Linked DNA regions of Mus musculus: region 2 is linked to region 1. The links are chromatin loops, found by intact Hi-C in ENCODE. Cell type or tissue: heart. All regions are shown on one strand.

The links. Hi-C counts contacts between places; a loop is a spot of excess contacts. Peaks named below come from ENCODE experiments on the same cell type or tissue, not always from the same donor. Only the 100,000 strongest peaks of a DNase experiment are listed, where the experiment ranks them.
Region 2: it touches region 1 in a loop (6-fold over the local background); 6 of 42 quality-filtered maps call a loop at or near these places.

What each region holds. Positions count from the first base shown.
Region 1 is chr1:40,219,720-40,227,719 of GRCm38, reverse strand. It overlaps a transcript of Il1r1 not described here. Among named protein-coding and RNA genes, the nearest start is that of Il1r1, 43 kb to the left of the region's middle. In heart, no CTCF peak of the experiment used is centred here; DNase peaks (open chromatin) are centred at 2,739, 3,929 and 4,809; H3K4me3 peaks cover 546 bases; H3K27ac peaks cover 2,246 bases.
Region 2 is chr1:40,112,674-40,120,673 of GRCm38, reverse strand. It overlaps Il1r2 (interleukin 1 receptor, type II), which reads right to left. Exons shown (of 9, transcript NM_010555.5): 5 at 5,476-5,650; 6 at 2,657-2,719. Among named protein-coding and RNA genes, the nearest start is that of Gm16894, 31 kb to the right of the region's middle. In heart, CTCF peaks have their summits at 4,082 (motif pointing left) and 5,215; DNase peaks (open chromatin) are centred at 2,873 and 4,063.

The sequences.
Region 1 (8,000 bases):
TCTACCAATACTATTTAATAAGATATATAACATGTTTTTAAAAGCTTGTGGGGTATGTGTGAACAGTAATATGTTGGCATATGTGGAAATACCTCTGTGTCTTCCTAAATCACTTCTCTGCCTTTTTTTTTTTTTTGAGACAGGGTCTCTCATTGAACCAAGAGCTCCCCCAGTGAGCTAGACAGCCTGGCCAGGGGGATCCCCAGATCTGTGCGTCTCTGCTCACCTAGTATGCACAGTAAGCTCTCTACCCACAGAGCCATCTCCCCGACCCCTAACACCTTGATAAAAAGAAACTCGTTGCTATGAAAAATTGCTCACACTATGTTGCTAGAAGGTAAAACCAAGTAATAAAACATATGTAGTATGAGTATATTTCTTCAAAATGCAAATATATTCAGAAACCAAGATAGCCATTAATGTTACAGGTTAACTTTCCCGTATCTGAAATCCTGGGGACCAGAACTGTTCAGATTTTAGAAAATGTTTGATCTGGGAATATTTACACAGTCTTCATTGTGTCCCCATAGTCCAAAACTCTGAAGTCTCCAAGTCCAGTCTGAATTACTCAGACTTCAGAGGAAGGGTGCACAGAGGCGCAATGACCCACCAGGGTATTCATCTTGCCGGGATGCAGAATTGCTCTCTACCTTTTATCATCTCTGTGGATTTACCTTTGTAACAACGAACGAGTACTGTCTCTGATTTTTGAAAGGCACGTTCTAGAAGCAGACCTTCATCATTCCTTCATAATGGCTGCCATGTCTTCCCACTCATTAGACTGTCAGGCTTACGCCAATAAGGTTTGTGGGCCCATAGTTTTTAACCAGTGTCTGTGCTGTTGAAAATGACTTTTAAAGACGAATTACCTGGGGGCTGGAGAGATGGCTTGGCAGTTAAAAGCACAACCATCTGCTCTTGCAGAGGTCCTGAGTTCAAATCCCAGCAACCACATGGTGGCTCAAGGCCATCTTTAATGAAATCTGATGCCCTCTTCTGATGTGTCTGAAGACAGTGACAGTATACTCACATGCATAACATAAATCTTTTTTTTAAAAAAAAAAGATGAATTACCCTATTAGAAATACCGTCTTAATCTCAGAAAGTATTCCCCGATCATCTGGGTAATTCTCTTCTCGCCCCTTCCTAGCAGATCAACGTGCTTACAGTGAGCATAGAGAACAGGTACAGAGCATACAACCCACAAAGGGCCAGCTGCTCCTCAAGTACATGCTGGGACTCGGCATACGCTTTGGTCCCTGCCTGTCTGCACCTTTGGGAGAGTTCCTCCCTGTGTTATAACCATCTAGAAGCTCACCAACACAGCACAAAACTAGCGTTCTGTGTGAAACAATTTGGAGTCTAATGAATTAAATGGAAGACAGTAAACTTCAATTTGCCGCACACACCCTCAGATTTTTCCTTATTTCCTGTCTTTATTCTTTCTGATTCTGTCCCCTTTGTTGTTGTTGTTGTTTGTTGTTTGTTGTTTGTTGTTTGTTGTTGTTGTTGTTATTAACAGAAAGATGGCTGATGGGAACTATAAAGGTTAGGGTGTCCAATGAGAAATCAGAGCAAAGTTTATAATCCTCATTTGAGTGCGTACACAACCTTCTCTATTGCTATGTACAAAGCCTCCAAACAGAGAGCTTACACAGCAAGACTCTGTGTCCAAAACAAAACAAAAAAGAAAGCATGTTCTTGTTTTCCAAGGCTGCTTTTTAACTCTTATGGAAAGAAGTGTGTGTGTGTGTGTGTGTGTGTGTGTGTGTGTGTGTGTGTTGCCTGTAGGGTACATGATCACTTCTGCAACGAGTGGCTCCTGGTAATAGCTTTGCAAGGCCCTCAGCACACCCTCTAGTGAGGCTGTCCTCCTCCAAGAACCCTCTAGTGTGAGTGCATCCCTCTATACCGCAGTCACTGATGGGAAGTGATGCTTCTTGGTTCTAAGGTCCAAAATGGCATTTTAAATCAACCTCAGAAACAGCTCTTCTCTTTACAACCCTCCCCACTGGTGCAAGAGCCATGACTGTGATAGATTACAAGTAGCTTATTATAAGTGATGTTAACTCACAAACAGTATGCTTCAAAGGAGTCTACAATAAGTCCTAAAAGTACTTAGAGATTATAATTTCCATGCATTTCATAGTGAATCTCCCACACAATGAAGCCTAACTCCAGGCCACCTTAATATGCTAATGCACACCTCTTAATGTTAAAGTGTGCCCGTAGGGATGTAAAATACCAAGAAATTCTGTGTCTCCTTTGAGTGAACAGCATAGTGTTATCTTTACTCGGTTTCCATTTGTCCTTCCCAAATAACTCTTCAGCGTGTAAGTAAACATCTCCACATACCCGAGAAGGAGGAAAAATACCGAGACAGAAAACCCTAAAGTGCAGCAAGCCATCTTACCATTTGTGTTGTTCACGGTTCGGGGCACTGGGAACTCTGATGACATCCAGCGACATTTCTCCCCGAGACAACGTTTGCTGAGCAAATAAACACTGGCTGTTAAAACGAAAACTGCCTCCTCAAGTCAGCCCAGGACAGCATTACTTACAGTTTGCTTTGCCTCCAAATGATTACTGGGCTGGCGTGCACAAGAATGACAGACAGCTCACTTCTAGTCAGACGACCCAGAGAAAGTGGGCTCCTGATGACGCCTGTGTCAGAGCCTCTTGGGTTTTAATCCTGCAGTGACACATCTGGGGAAGTATGAACAGTATGAACAGGAAACTCGGTGCTGGGCAGTAAGCCAGAAGCATTCAGCAAACGTGCCAGGCCCTTATGAAATATTAGTACCCTGGCTGCACATGAGCCTCCCACAGTTCCCAAGGCAGGCTTTCTCCCCTTGTCTAATATTACATTAAATCTAGATGAACCCACTAACATATACCTGGCCTAAAATTACAGTCCTACCCTGATTCTTCGCAGACAGTGCCTGGCCTGGGATCTAACCCCACCCCCAACACACACTGCCATCTCCCAGTCTATGCCACAAAACTTTACTCAGTTCAAAGAGTTCAGAGCCAGAACCCTATACCTGGAAGCCTGGAGCCCCTTGGGGAGGCAGGGGGGCGGGGCTGCTGCAGGGCTTTCTCACTTATTCCTGCTTCTCCTGAGAATGTTCTCAGAGTCATAAGAGTGTGGCCTGTCATCATGCTGGCCTCTACTCCGCTATCACAGATAGCAAGCCACCTAACTACCTACTCCAGGCTATAAATCCCCTGTCAGTTGGCCTTGATGGACATTCCTGGTTGCTCTCAGTACCCTTCCCAAGATGTCTTCATGCAACTCAGAATGGCTGTCACACTGTCTACAGAAAACAGTGGGTAAATTTTTGGTTTTTTAAAAAAAATATTATTAATTTAATGTATGTGAGCACACGGTCACTATCTTCAGACACACAAGAAGAAGGCACTGGATCCCATTACAGATGGTTGTGAGCCACCATGTGGTTGCTAGGAATTGAACTCAGAACCTCTGGAAGAGCAATCAGTGCCCTTAACTGCTGAGCCATCTCTCCAGCCCTAAATCGTTGTTCTTAATTTGAGTGCTTAGATCCCTTTTCTGCCACTTACTTAAAGGGGACCCCACAGGATGTCCTCCCTCCTCTTTTACCTTGTCTTCTAATATTTTCCACTGTTCCCCGGAGAACAGCCCCCCTTGACTCCCTGGGATGATCCCCTGCTGTAGATTTTACCTTCTCTCTTCAAGGGCTGGTGGGGATCTGGGTCAGGCTTTCTTCTGGGAAATGTAAAATTTTATATCTATGTTAAGATGAAGAGAACATGCTATATTAGGTGCCTTTCTCAAGACACCTCAGCCAGGCAGAGGTGGGCCCTATCTGCTGCAGCTTTGTAAGTCTTAACTGGGATCCAGATGATTGGTTTGGAAACAGGATTTGTCCAGTCAGGAACTGGGTGGTTTCCTAAGGGTTTCCTAAGGGTCTCACCCTTCTGGGTGCCTTTTTCTGGAAGGCTTTCTTGTGCTAGGCGGCAACCAGGCAGCCGTGATGAACTGGTAATTAATAAAAGCAAATGGTCTTATTTAGGCCCAGACAAGAATGATGGCAACCCTGAGCTGCTGCAGGGGCTGGGGGCTGGTTAACCTTCTTGCTATGGTTTTGTGACCATTACAATGGGTAACACCCTGGCCCAGCACACACAGTGGATGTATACATGCTGAGAAGTGGCACTTTCCACCTTTGCTCCCACGTGGAGCGGGCTTGGGAAGAACTGACCTGTCCCAACACCAGGTGTCTGGAGGTCTGAAGAAACGAGGCCCCGGGGCAGACTCCCAGATAGCAAGTCCATCCCCCTTCTGCCTGGTGTATGCCTTCAGGACCAGTCAAGCCACAGGAAATCGAACCTAGGTCTTAACAATAGTGGAAAGTTTATCCTGAAAGGGCCACTCACTGCCAGTGGGTTTTTAAAGATTTTGAGAATATCATACATGCTTATAACGTATATTGGTAAAACTCCAGCCCCTATTTCTCCACCCTGCTTTTCCTTCCCCTGTTAAGCCTTCCTAAGACAAGCACTGAGGTTATCTTCGGGATGGAATTCACACTCGGGAAGTGGAGGGCCTTCCAGGGAAGAACCGAGGAAGTGCTCCTCACTGGTCCATCCCAGGCTATCTCGGCACTTTAAAGAGATGGAGCCAAGGTATCTTTCCATCATTTAAAGCTAGGCTGGGAGAGTATGGGTTTCAATGATCAGAATCCCCGAGTGTCTGACACCCCAAGCCCACAGCAGTGACAGGGGAAGAGCGAGAGGGAGCACGCTGCGGAAAAGGAGCCTCCCTGCATTTCCTCCGCAGGAACAGTGCGAGCCAGTTCCAGTCACCAGCTTCTCCTGACCTCTCCTCCCTTCCTCCAGTCCTTTCCCTTACACCCTTCCCAGTCCTCCCGAACCTTCTCACTTCTGCTCCCTCCTCTGCTTTCATTTCTTCCTGGTACTCCCTCCCCCTCTTCTCCCACCTCCTGTTTCTCTTCCTATTTTTTTCTCCTGCTTTTGATTTTCCTCCTATAAAGATTGGGAGAGATAGGGAGGCTCTGGGTGGACCAGAAACCATCGGACAAAGGAGAGGCTGCCTTGGGGGTGCCCACAGTTTTCAGAGAGAAGCCTGCTGATGTACTCACAGCCAAGCTAAAACACTCAGCAATGCAATATCTTCCACTGACTTAGAGGGTGGGTAGCGCTTCATTCCAGAGGTATTTCTGGCTTCCTAGAGTGGGAAAAGCAGAGATGGGGGGGAAGAAGTAGAGGGGGAGGAGGGGGAGAAGGGGAGGGGGAAAGAGAGGAGGGGAGAGGAGAGGAGGGGAAGGGAGAGGAGATGAGGGGAAGGGAGGAAAGGAGGAGGAGGAAGAGGAGGAAGAGGAAGAGGAGGAGGAAGAGGAGGAGACTAACCCACCCAAGGCACTAAGCATTCTCCCAAGTAAGAATTTGCTTCCCATACTTCTCCTCTAATCAGTTTAGCCTATTCTTCCTGGGCAGCAAGAGGAGAGGCTCTATCTGAGGAATGTTTCTGGTCCTCTTTTTTTACTGCAGAGTTTCTTCTCTCACCCTCAACAAGGAGAGCCCTATTAAGGACGTATACTCTTAGTTAGCAAACAGGAAAGCCCCACGTGCACTCCTGTCTGGGCTTTGCCAGCTGTCCAGTCACCCGCCCACAGAGTTTAGGGAAAATAAATAGTCAGAGTTGACAATGAAAATTCAACACAAGAAGCTAATGGAAATTTTCCCGGACTTCAGTTTCTTCCTGAGTGCTACAGTATGCAACAATCTGAGCTGATTCCTAAGAATTTAGTATTAAGTGTGTCAGATAATGTGGTTATAACACAGTGTCATTGACACACACTTCCTTGGAAGAACTCGAGATTGTCTGCATGTGACTTTAATTTTTCTTCAAAACCTATTTTTAATGATGGTTTTTAAATGCTTTAACCTCCCTTGTAGCCCACCGCCCACCAGAGGCAGTGGGAAAGAAAGGATATGGGGAAGAGGACCTGTTTAGAAAGGTTCTTTGGAGCAACTCCCGTCTGTGCTGTCCGGAACTCAGCAGTTCAGCTCACAGGTTCATGGGTCCACCAGAAGTCCAGCTCGGTAGCAAACGGGAATCAGCAGCAGTGGCACTACCTAGAGAGACAGCCAGCCCTCAGCCTCCGTCACTGTCCCTCCAGTATTTTTTTATACTCCCTCCAAACATCATGTGTCCTCCAGGGGTCTTGCCTCAGCATGTGAGCCTATCTCATCTGACATCACTCTGCCAATCGGCCTGAGTCTGTGGAAGCAGCAAGAAACTGCAGCGCAGCACCGAAGGTTTTTGGTGTGTTTCTCTCTAGGAGTCCCAACAAATACAACTCAACCACGCGATTATATTGGCAGACTAATTTATGCATGTTGTTAGCAATGGGCACTGGCTTTAGCAGAACATCACTTCACCAGTGTCTGCCTTGGCTAAACATTCCTTCACAAGTCTATCTTAGTCTTTCACCTGTGTCCACTTCAGGAAATCACTCCACGTATTTGCCCCAGCAAAACACCATCCAACACAACTTTCTAAAGAACCCTTAAGTTTCCACTTCATCTGTATTTATGTATTGGTAGTACATAGAAGGTCATAAATAACTCCCATATTTTTCTGGAATGTGAACAGCTCGGAATTAATGCACATTTATAAATATATTTATAGAAACTAAACTCCATGTATTTTCTACATGTGAGAGGAGGATGAAGAAGCATGGATAGTATGATGATGCATGAACATGTGTGTACATGTATGTGCAGTTTGCTGCAAGGAGTCTATTCTTGGATCTATAGGCCATTAAGAAAGAATAGAATACCTCTATTTTTCTGAGTCTGGAAATTCTATACTTAAATTAGTTGATCTCTAATGCCTTCTAGTGACACATTCTGTTGGTTTAAACTCTGCCCTCTTACACAGTAACAGCTATCATGGCATGCCCAATGGCCTGTTGTGACCTCTGTGGTCAGCCTCAAGGAGCCACATTTGATTGCTTGCCTATAAATTTTATTCTCATTCCCAGACAATGGCACAATTAATTCAGGCCATCCTGTGCCTCCTCCTAACCTACCAGACCTCGGGGAGAATGTAGCCCTTAATCCCTCATCCTGTAGACAAATAGATTTCACACTCATGGCTGAGGTTTAGGGATTTTTTTTTAAGCCCCCATGAAGGACAGAGAAGTTTACAAGTGAATTATTACAAGCATTATCTTCTGGCATTTCAAGTCAGGCTGCTGAGAGAAATCATGAATTGACCAAGAAAAAGTCAAGTTGGATGACCCCTCATTCAACCTTTTGCTTCATGGGGTTTTAGGTGGAGATTAACCAGAATTTACTGAAGTGGGACTTTTCTTGAAAATAGTTTGCAGGGATCTGCCTTATGAGTAAAATGTACAATGTGGTTAGTAGGGCTGGATACATTCAGAGATGCCCATAAATCGGTCATCTTGAAGAGTGGGTCACCTAGCAGTCTAAAAGCTCTCCAGTGGGTGCCTTCTTGCCTCCTCTGTGTACACCAGACAGTCTCCTCCCAGGATGGAAGCAGCCACGCAGTGCATAGACATGCTCATGACACCTTTCAGTTGTCCAGAGCCAAAGGACACAAGAAAGGGAGATTAAGTGAGAGGTGGCATTTTTTTCAAAGAGCAAATTCAAAGCACTACAACTTGAATTTAATTTGTCTCTGAAGGTTCGCACATCAAAAGCCTGGTTTCCCAAGGTAGTAATGTTAAGACGTAATAGAACCTTTAAGAGGTGGGTCATTAGTGCAAGGTGGCCGGGTCATTGTCCTCAAAATAGAGTGACAGTCCTAGTTTCTTAGTGAGAGTTATGAGGAAAGAGCACAGCTGGCTCCTCCCAGGCTTCCTTTCTCACCATGCAATCTCTCTCTCATGTTTGTGCAGCCACCATGTGACTCAATCAAGGGGCCAGCAACAAAATCGAGAGTGCTGTTTGAACTGTAAGCCTCC
Region 2 (8,000 bases), 110 kb after region 1:
AAAAGCCCCAAAGCACATAGACTTGAATGGTTTCACCAAGGCCACTGTAATACCACAGAACATTCAATACTCAGAGCTGTTTCTTTCCACAACCGATGTTAACTGCAAAAAATATCCCGTCACATGTGACTCTTTCTTCTGCCATTGCTGGCCTCAGCTTTACATTTTCCCAATGGGATGCTTCATTCCAAGAGGGTCTGGGTTTAGAATTAACCCTTTGAAAACCAGTGGCACAATCTAAGGACAATACTTTCTCTACTGTTGTGCACTTCGATGATGCCAATCCCTTGCCTCAATCACAGGAAATTATTTTTCTTTCTGAGTCACCAAAGAGGAGGCAATAGAAAAGAAGACTCACTTCGGACTCTTGAAGATACAGCTTCTACAGTTTGCCTGTTAGTATGTCTGGCCCCACGTCACACTCAGAGAGCATCAGCAACTCTCCATCACTTCTTATCCCTGGGACTTTAAACGCTCCCACCAGCTATGGCAGGCCGTCATATCTAGGTCATGCCTAGAGTACAGAAAGCCTGAACCCGCGCTCATAGCTAGGATAAAACAAAACACACAAGCAAAAAGTGGGCATGTAACTGCACCACGCACTGCAGTGCCTTCAAAGCCACAGACAGGACTGGGCTCCACTTAGCTGGAGAGCACCTGAGACCCAGCAAACTGGAAACCAGGACCGACCACTGTCTCTACTACTCTGGCTTTCGAGAAGACAGTCAGATAAGCAAGAGGAACACCAGTAATTTGAACCCATGCACAAGGGCCTCTACCTCTATGGCCTCCAGGTAAACGTTAACATTGAAGCCAACCCCAAACAGAACTAATAATAATGTTTTGTTTTAAAACAGACGCTGGTGGTGGGGGGGGGGGTGCTGGAGAGATGGCTCAGTGGTTAAGAGCTGCTTTCCAGAGGTCCTGAGTTCAATTCCCAGCACCCACATGTTGGCTCACAACCATCTGTAATGGTATCCTATACCTTTTTCAGGATAGCTACAGTATATCCATATACATAAAATAAATAAATAAATCTTTTAGATACTTACCTTGGATATTAGCCCAGAAACTTAGGATACCCAAGATATAAGATACAATTTGCTAAACACATGAAACTCAAGAAGAACGAAGACCAAAGTGTGGACACTTTGCCCCTTCTTAGAATTGGGAACAAAACACCCATGGAAGGAGTTACAGAGACAAAATTTGGAGCTGTGATGAAAGGATGGACCATCTAGTGATTGCCATATCCAGGGATCCATCCCATAATCAGCTTCCAAACGCTGACACCATTGCACACACTAGCAAGATTTTGCTGAAAAGACCCAGATATAGCTGTCTCTTGTGAGACTAGGCCGGGGCCTAGCAAACACAGAAGTGTATGCTCACAGTCAGCTATTGGATGGATCACAGGGCCCCCAATGGAGGAGCTAGAGAAAGTACCCAAGGAGCTAAAGGGAACTGCAACCCTATAGGTGGAACAACAATATGAACTAACCAGTACCCCGGAGCTCTTGACTCTAGCTGCGTATGTATCAAAAGATGGCCTAGTCAGCCATCACTGGAAAGAGAGGCCCATTGGACTTGCAAACTTTATATGTCCCAGTACAGGGGAACGCCAGGGCCAAAAGGGGGGAGTGGGTGGGTAGAGGAGTGGGGGGTGGGTATGGGGACTTTTGGTATAGCATTGGGAAATGTAAATGAGGAAAATACCTAATAAAAAAAATAAATCTTTTAAAATAAAAAACTAAAACGGACTCTGAAGCCAGAACTTGATGAATGAGCATAAGAACTCTAAAACCTGCATCATTAGAAACAAGCATATGAGAAGGTATGTCCACATCAGTTTCCCGGGCACACAGACCAAAATCTACAGCCAAACTTGACCCCAGCCCCGAGTTTCTGAAGTACACTATATCTCTATCACTCCTTGGAGGCTTTTCTTGTGGTAAACAGTAGAAATAAGACCTTCGGAGAGAGTCAGTGTTGACATGAAATGCACACCCACCAGGCAGAGTAGATGCTCAGTACATGGGCAGCCCTTCCCTCCCATGAGCTTCAGAAAGGATCGCTACAGTTCACTAATGTGCCTTCACTGGACACCCACTACGGACCATCCAACAAGTCTGTTGGCCAGACGTCCTGCATCAGCAGGGGTAAAAACAGAAACCCCTTTTCATCATACCATTGGTGAATATACCAGCTACTCTAATCACGGGGAACTATCTGCAGTCGCTGCTGGCTCTGTTTGACAAAGAGAGTCTTATAGGAATTCTGAGTAGCTGCTAAATATTGAGAACGAGAATTAAGTTGAATGTACTAAAGGTGCCAGCCAACTCTGTGGACCCCCTTCCTACAGTTAATAACTATTACCAAATTATTTTCCCCGTAACATTTAGGTTTTTGTGGGTCTAACTTTCAGGAAATAAAGTATCATTGCTCTCAAAGAATGGCAATACTGCCAAACAATACTTGAAGACAAAGGTCCCTTCGGTGGTCATGTCAGGCCCCTACATAGTGTGGTTCGTGGGCCTCACTCAGGCACTGTGCACCCAAAAGCATAATGTGGTCAGCTGGCACAGGTCCCAAACCCTCTGATGGTTTCAGGCACCACCATGGGTTCGTGGGCCACACAATTCTTGTAGATCCTTACCCAATGATGCTGGTATTGTCTCCAGGGGAGAAATGATCACAGGGATGGGTTCCGTGGTTGTTCCTGAGAAGATAGAACGGAAAAGAGATTGCATGAGGAGGTCGCCTTGGTTTCCAGTACAGATTCAGATTTGCTTATTTAGCTAATTAAGTGGCCCTGCCCCCATGGGAGCAGACATTGTGAGATTCCGCCTCTGTCTGGCAAAGGAAATGGGCCTCTCCATGAAACTGAGCATCTTAAGCCAATGCTTTTCCCGGCAGAGGCATTCCCGGACGAGGCCATGGTTACACATTCTTCTGGCAGATGGTCTTCGTTATCTGCTCTGCGTTGAACAATTAGCTATTCCTCTCCCGGGCTTCCTGAATGCACACTTATGGTCTCCACAGCATGTTTTGCCCTCCCTCAAGATTAAAGAGCCATGTCTTCAAGAGCAGGCGGGGGGGGGGGGGGGGGGGGGAGCAAGGGGGGGGTCGGAAAGTGGGTTAGAGAGCCATCTGTGTGGAAGACCAATCCCATACTGGGAACTAAATTCAGTGACACACCTTGGTCACTGATGTCATATTAACTCCTTAGGGAGGTTGGAGTGGACCTCCAAAGGATTCGAACCAGCTTGAAGAAACTGGGCACCTGAAGTGGAGCAAAGGAGCCAGCTGGGGAGTGAGAAGAGGGTTGGGAGCCATCCCTCAACTGGACCCATTTTTCTTGTTCTTGTTTCTACTACTAAAAAAGCAAGCACTTAAGTTACCATGTAAGCACCAGATGAGACCAGGGTGTGCCTACACCACGGCCTTGAAGGTAAAGTGCTTGGGAAATATAGATTACAGCACCTCAGCTCCCAAGCGCCTATTTATCAGATCTGCATAGGACCTTAGAGTCTCCTGTGCAGGTACTACTGGAGTCTGAGGGCGGGGGGTGGGGGGGGCGGGGGGCGGGGGGGGGGGCGCTACAGTCAGACTGCGCATGTGAGGAGCACTCAGATCTTCCTTCCCTGTGTGAGGAGCACTAGGATTGTGTGTGTGATGAATCCTCAGGTAACTCTACTGTGTCTGGTTCAGGACCCACTTTTTTTAAATTATCTCGTGTGCAACTCATCAAATTTGATTTGATTTATTGACTGATTGATTTTATTTTATTTTATTTTACTTACTCACTTTACATCGAACTTACTGCCCTGATCCCGGTCACCCCCTCCCACAACCCCTCCCCCTCCCCCCAGCCCCTTTTCCTCTGAGCAGGTGCTGCCCCGCCCCTTGGTATCCCCCACCCCCACCCCACCCTGGCACTTCAAGTCTCTGCAAAGCTAGGTGCTTCCTCTCCCACTGAGGCCAGACAGGGCAGCCCCATTTAAGAACCACTGTGTGGCCCTAGTTTCACAACTCGGTACAATACGCAGGTCTGCCGCCCCCTAGTGTTTCTGTGCAGTATCACACAGACGAGTGGTGAAGCCCGTTCTCAGACACCACCCTGAACTGAGCAAGAAGATGTGAGCCTGTTCTCTTCTCACAGGACAGGAAAACAAATATAGGCCAGAGGCTTCGGTTCAGGCAGGATAGTGACACGAATGAGTCTCTGGGGCTCACATATTTGATTCTATTTTCCCTTCACCTCGCTTCCTCTCCAGCATGTAAGAGTTGGGGGTAAACGACTACATTAAACGACTGTTCAATACTGGCCAGCTCTGCCTATCACGTTCTTTTCACGTATAATCTGTCCTGGCATAGGCCGAGCATCGTTTCTCTGGGTTTGCAAAATCTGAGTTACTCTAAGACCTGAAACTTGTTAAGCAACAATATAATGCTGTGCGTGGGAAATTCCATACTGTAAGACTTTGTTTGAATGCACAGAATTAATTAAAATACTGTGATAGTCGACCTGGTGGCAGTCATGAGTTACCTCTGCATGGAAGAGCTACAGTACGTTCTCTAGTTAGAAGCCAGCTTATAGCCACTGGACCAAGTATAGCCCAAGACCCCGTCTCAAAAAAAGATGTAAACAAAATATCACATCAAACTATCTTTGGGTTATGTGTAAAAAATATATATGAAGCATACACTAATTTCATGTTTAAACTTGTGCCTATATCCAAGATTTCATTATGCTGGTGAAAATATGCCAATTCTTGGAAAAAAATCAAGATTTTGAAGGTTTCTGTTGTCAAACTCTCAGGCAGGTAGTAGTCAGCCTGTACAAAGAGCCACAATTGGCACTCTGCTCAGCGCTCTGGTCAAAAACCTAGTAAAATGGTGGTTCTCACCCTTCCTAAAGCTGTGACCCTTTAATACAGGTCCTCATGTGGACATTTTATGTCAGCCATAAAGTTATTTAGTTGCTACTTTATAACTGTAAATTACTACTGTTACGAATTATATAGGAAATACCTGACATGAAGGATAGGTGACCTCCCAAACAGGTCGTGAGCCACAGGTTTAGAACCACTGCAGTAAACTCTCAGTCCCTCCGAAGTATATTTTAAGGCTTGACAAGAGTGTCCGTACCAGCTCAGAGCTCATGAACCTTCCATTTCCCAGGACGCCTTAGTTTGTACCCCCTCTAGTGGTGAGTTTTAGCATTGCAACCTTCAAATACCTGCTTTCATCCCTTTCCTGACCAAGAATTAACTCTCCTTCTCTTAGAACTCCCTGCCTTATACGTCTTAAAGTATCTTGTTCGTGGTTTAGTAACATCTAGAATAGTTGATAAACATGTTTTTCTTTTTCCTTCATGCCAAAGACATTCGAGGATTTTTAGGTGATCCTGAATTTATTATCAAGCTGCTTCTAGAACCAAGCAAGACAGGTACCTCGGTGGTATGTATTTACCTTTGACCCGGAGTTCAATATTCCTAGTGATGTTGTATTCCTGGCCATTGTAGGTAAATGTCATAACACATCTGTAATAGCCTGCATCGTCCATGGACGTGTTGGATATCAATAGGCGTGTGGGGTCTCCTGCACTCAGAAATTCCTTATTGCCTTTATCCAAGAGTATGGCGCCCTAGAGGGGAGATGCATCTGAGAGTTACATTATAGAATAACATCGCTCTTGAACATTGAGTGTTGTTGTCAATCGATGTGGAATCTACAACCCAAGAGATTCCCTGGCATATACTTACTTTGGCCATTTTGTCTTTGTGGCGCATTTTTAGCTGTATTGTTAGAGAAATGACCAATTTTTCCCCCTTAGGGTGGAATCTTGTCATGTAGCCCACACTAGACTTAAACTCTTGATTCTCCTGCCTAAGCCTCCTGGCTTCTAGGGTGACATGGGTGTGCCCCCCTGCTCCATTTAGAAAAAAAAAAGAATACATTTTTTTAAAGATTAAGTTATTTTAAACCATTTAAGTACAAATATACTTAAGATCTAACTGCCTTCTTCTGACTATGAGCAGTATCAAGAACAATCACTACTAGGGGAATATAAGGGCCAGGAATCGGGAGTAGGTGGGTTGGAGAAGGGTCAGGGAGGGTATAAGGGACGTTTGGGATAGCATTTGAATTGTAAATGAAGAAAATATCTAATGAAAAATTGTTTTAAAAAAAAGAAAAAAGAAAAGAAAATCACTACTAAACAGCCAGGAAGACATGAAAACCTAGGGCTGGAAGAGACCATGTTGGAGGAATTTATCTAAAAATTATTTCAATTTAGGACTTACTACAGGAAAGGAAATTTTGTAAATAGAAAAATAGGAGAGATGGGGTCCATCTTCTCATAAAGACATAGAGTCCTAGAGGTTCTTGACAAAACAGAGCCCTCGGGAGCAAGGCCTCCAGGGAAAATGGAAGGAGTAGGCCAGGTAAAAACATCTTGAGTGTTCCATAGCCTCAGTACACGAGAACCCTGCGCATGGTATTTTGTACCTGTAATCTCAGCACTTGAGAAGCTGAGACAGGAGGACTGTGAGCTTGAGGCCAGACTCAACTACATGGAGAAACCCTGTCAACGGTGGGGGAAGGGGTGATAAGGAAGAAAAGAGGAAAGGAGGGAGGGGTGGAAAGGAAAGAGGGTGGGGAGGAGGGATTGGGGGGGAAGGGAGAGGGGTGGGAAGGAGGAGGAAGGAGTGGGGAGAAGGGAGGGGTGGGAAGGAGGGGTTGGTTGGGAAGGAGGGATTAGGTGGAAAGGAGAGAGGGAGTGGAGGAGATAAAATGTGGTCAGAGGCCAGAGAGATGGCTCAGATGGCTCTGTTCTTCCAGAGATCCTGAGTTCAAATCCCAGCAACCACATGGTGGCTCACAACCATCTGTAATGAGATCAGATGCCCTCTTCTGGTGTGTCTGAAGACAGCTACAGTGTACTTACATATAATAAAGAAATAAATCTTTAAAAGAAAAAAAAATGTGATCAGAGATCAAGGCTTTCAGAGACTGCCATGGCCCTTCTTCAAAATATACTTAATTAAAGGGGGGAAATCTCACAGCTCCTAGCCTGAGTAGACAAATATGAATGCAGGGCACATTATGACAGTTGCTCTATAAACGTAGACTTTGAGTCAGTTTCTTCTGTCCCTGTCCTCTGGAGAGGGGAGAAGTGAGCAGCCCCTGCCCCTGAGGTGAGAACAGGGGGAGCAGAGTAAGTACTTAGCAATGCTCAGGGGGACTGTGGGAGGCGCGGCTATTGTTAACATCCCATGCCAGCCCCATTGATTAAGCATGGTGCAGGGGCTGCATGCACAGTACTCCATCCCTAGCCTTCAAAACAGTTCCAGGAAGCCGGGCATCCTGCTCACGGCAGCAACAGCTACAAGACAGGAAGCAAATGCAACAAACTAAAAGAAGGAAGGTTTCTAACCCAGACACATTGTTTCCAGATCTATGTTTCATCCTCTGCAGGGGAGTTCTGTATGTGTCCTCTGCCTGCTCTTTCTAAACCAAGAGAAGGCTCTCTGTGGTTCCCCAGGCTTATCCATAGGCACAAACTACTTTCAGGAAGGCATTTTAAAGTTTCCAGCATTGCATTGCTACGGTGTATATAAATATGTGCACATACATATGTGCATGTGTGTGTGTACACATCTTGATGTTAATACTGACGATCAGCTGGTTGACCTATTGATTAAAGGACGAACTCTTATCAATGACTAAAGGAATACAAGCCTTCTCAGCATCTCTCTATAGTCTGCATCAGGGGTGGGCAAGTCCTTACAGATAAGAGCCAGATGGGACATAGTTTATTGCCCACATAGACCACACGGTCTCTGTCTTACTACACAGTGGAACAGACAAAGAAAATACGTAAACGGAAACCCCGATACAAATGTGCTTATGGACATGGGAGTGTGAGCCTTAGTCAATGGTCACATGCACTTGAGTATTCTTTTCATTTTTTTTCAAGCATTTAAAACCTGAAA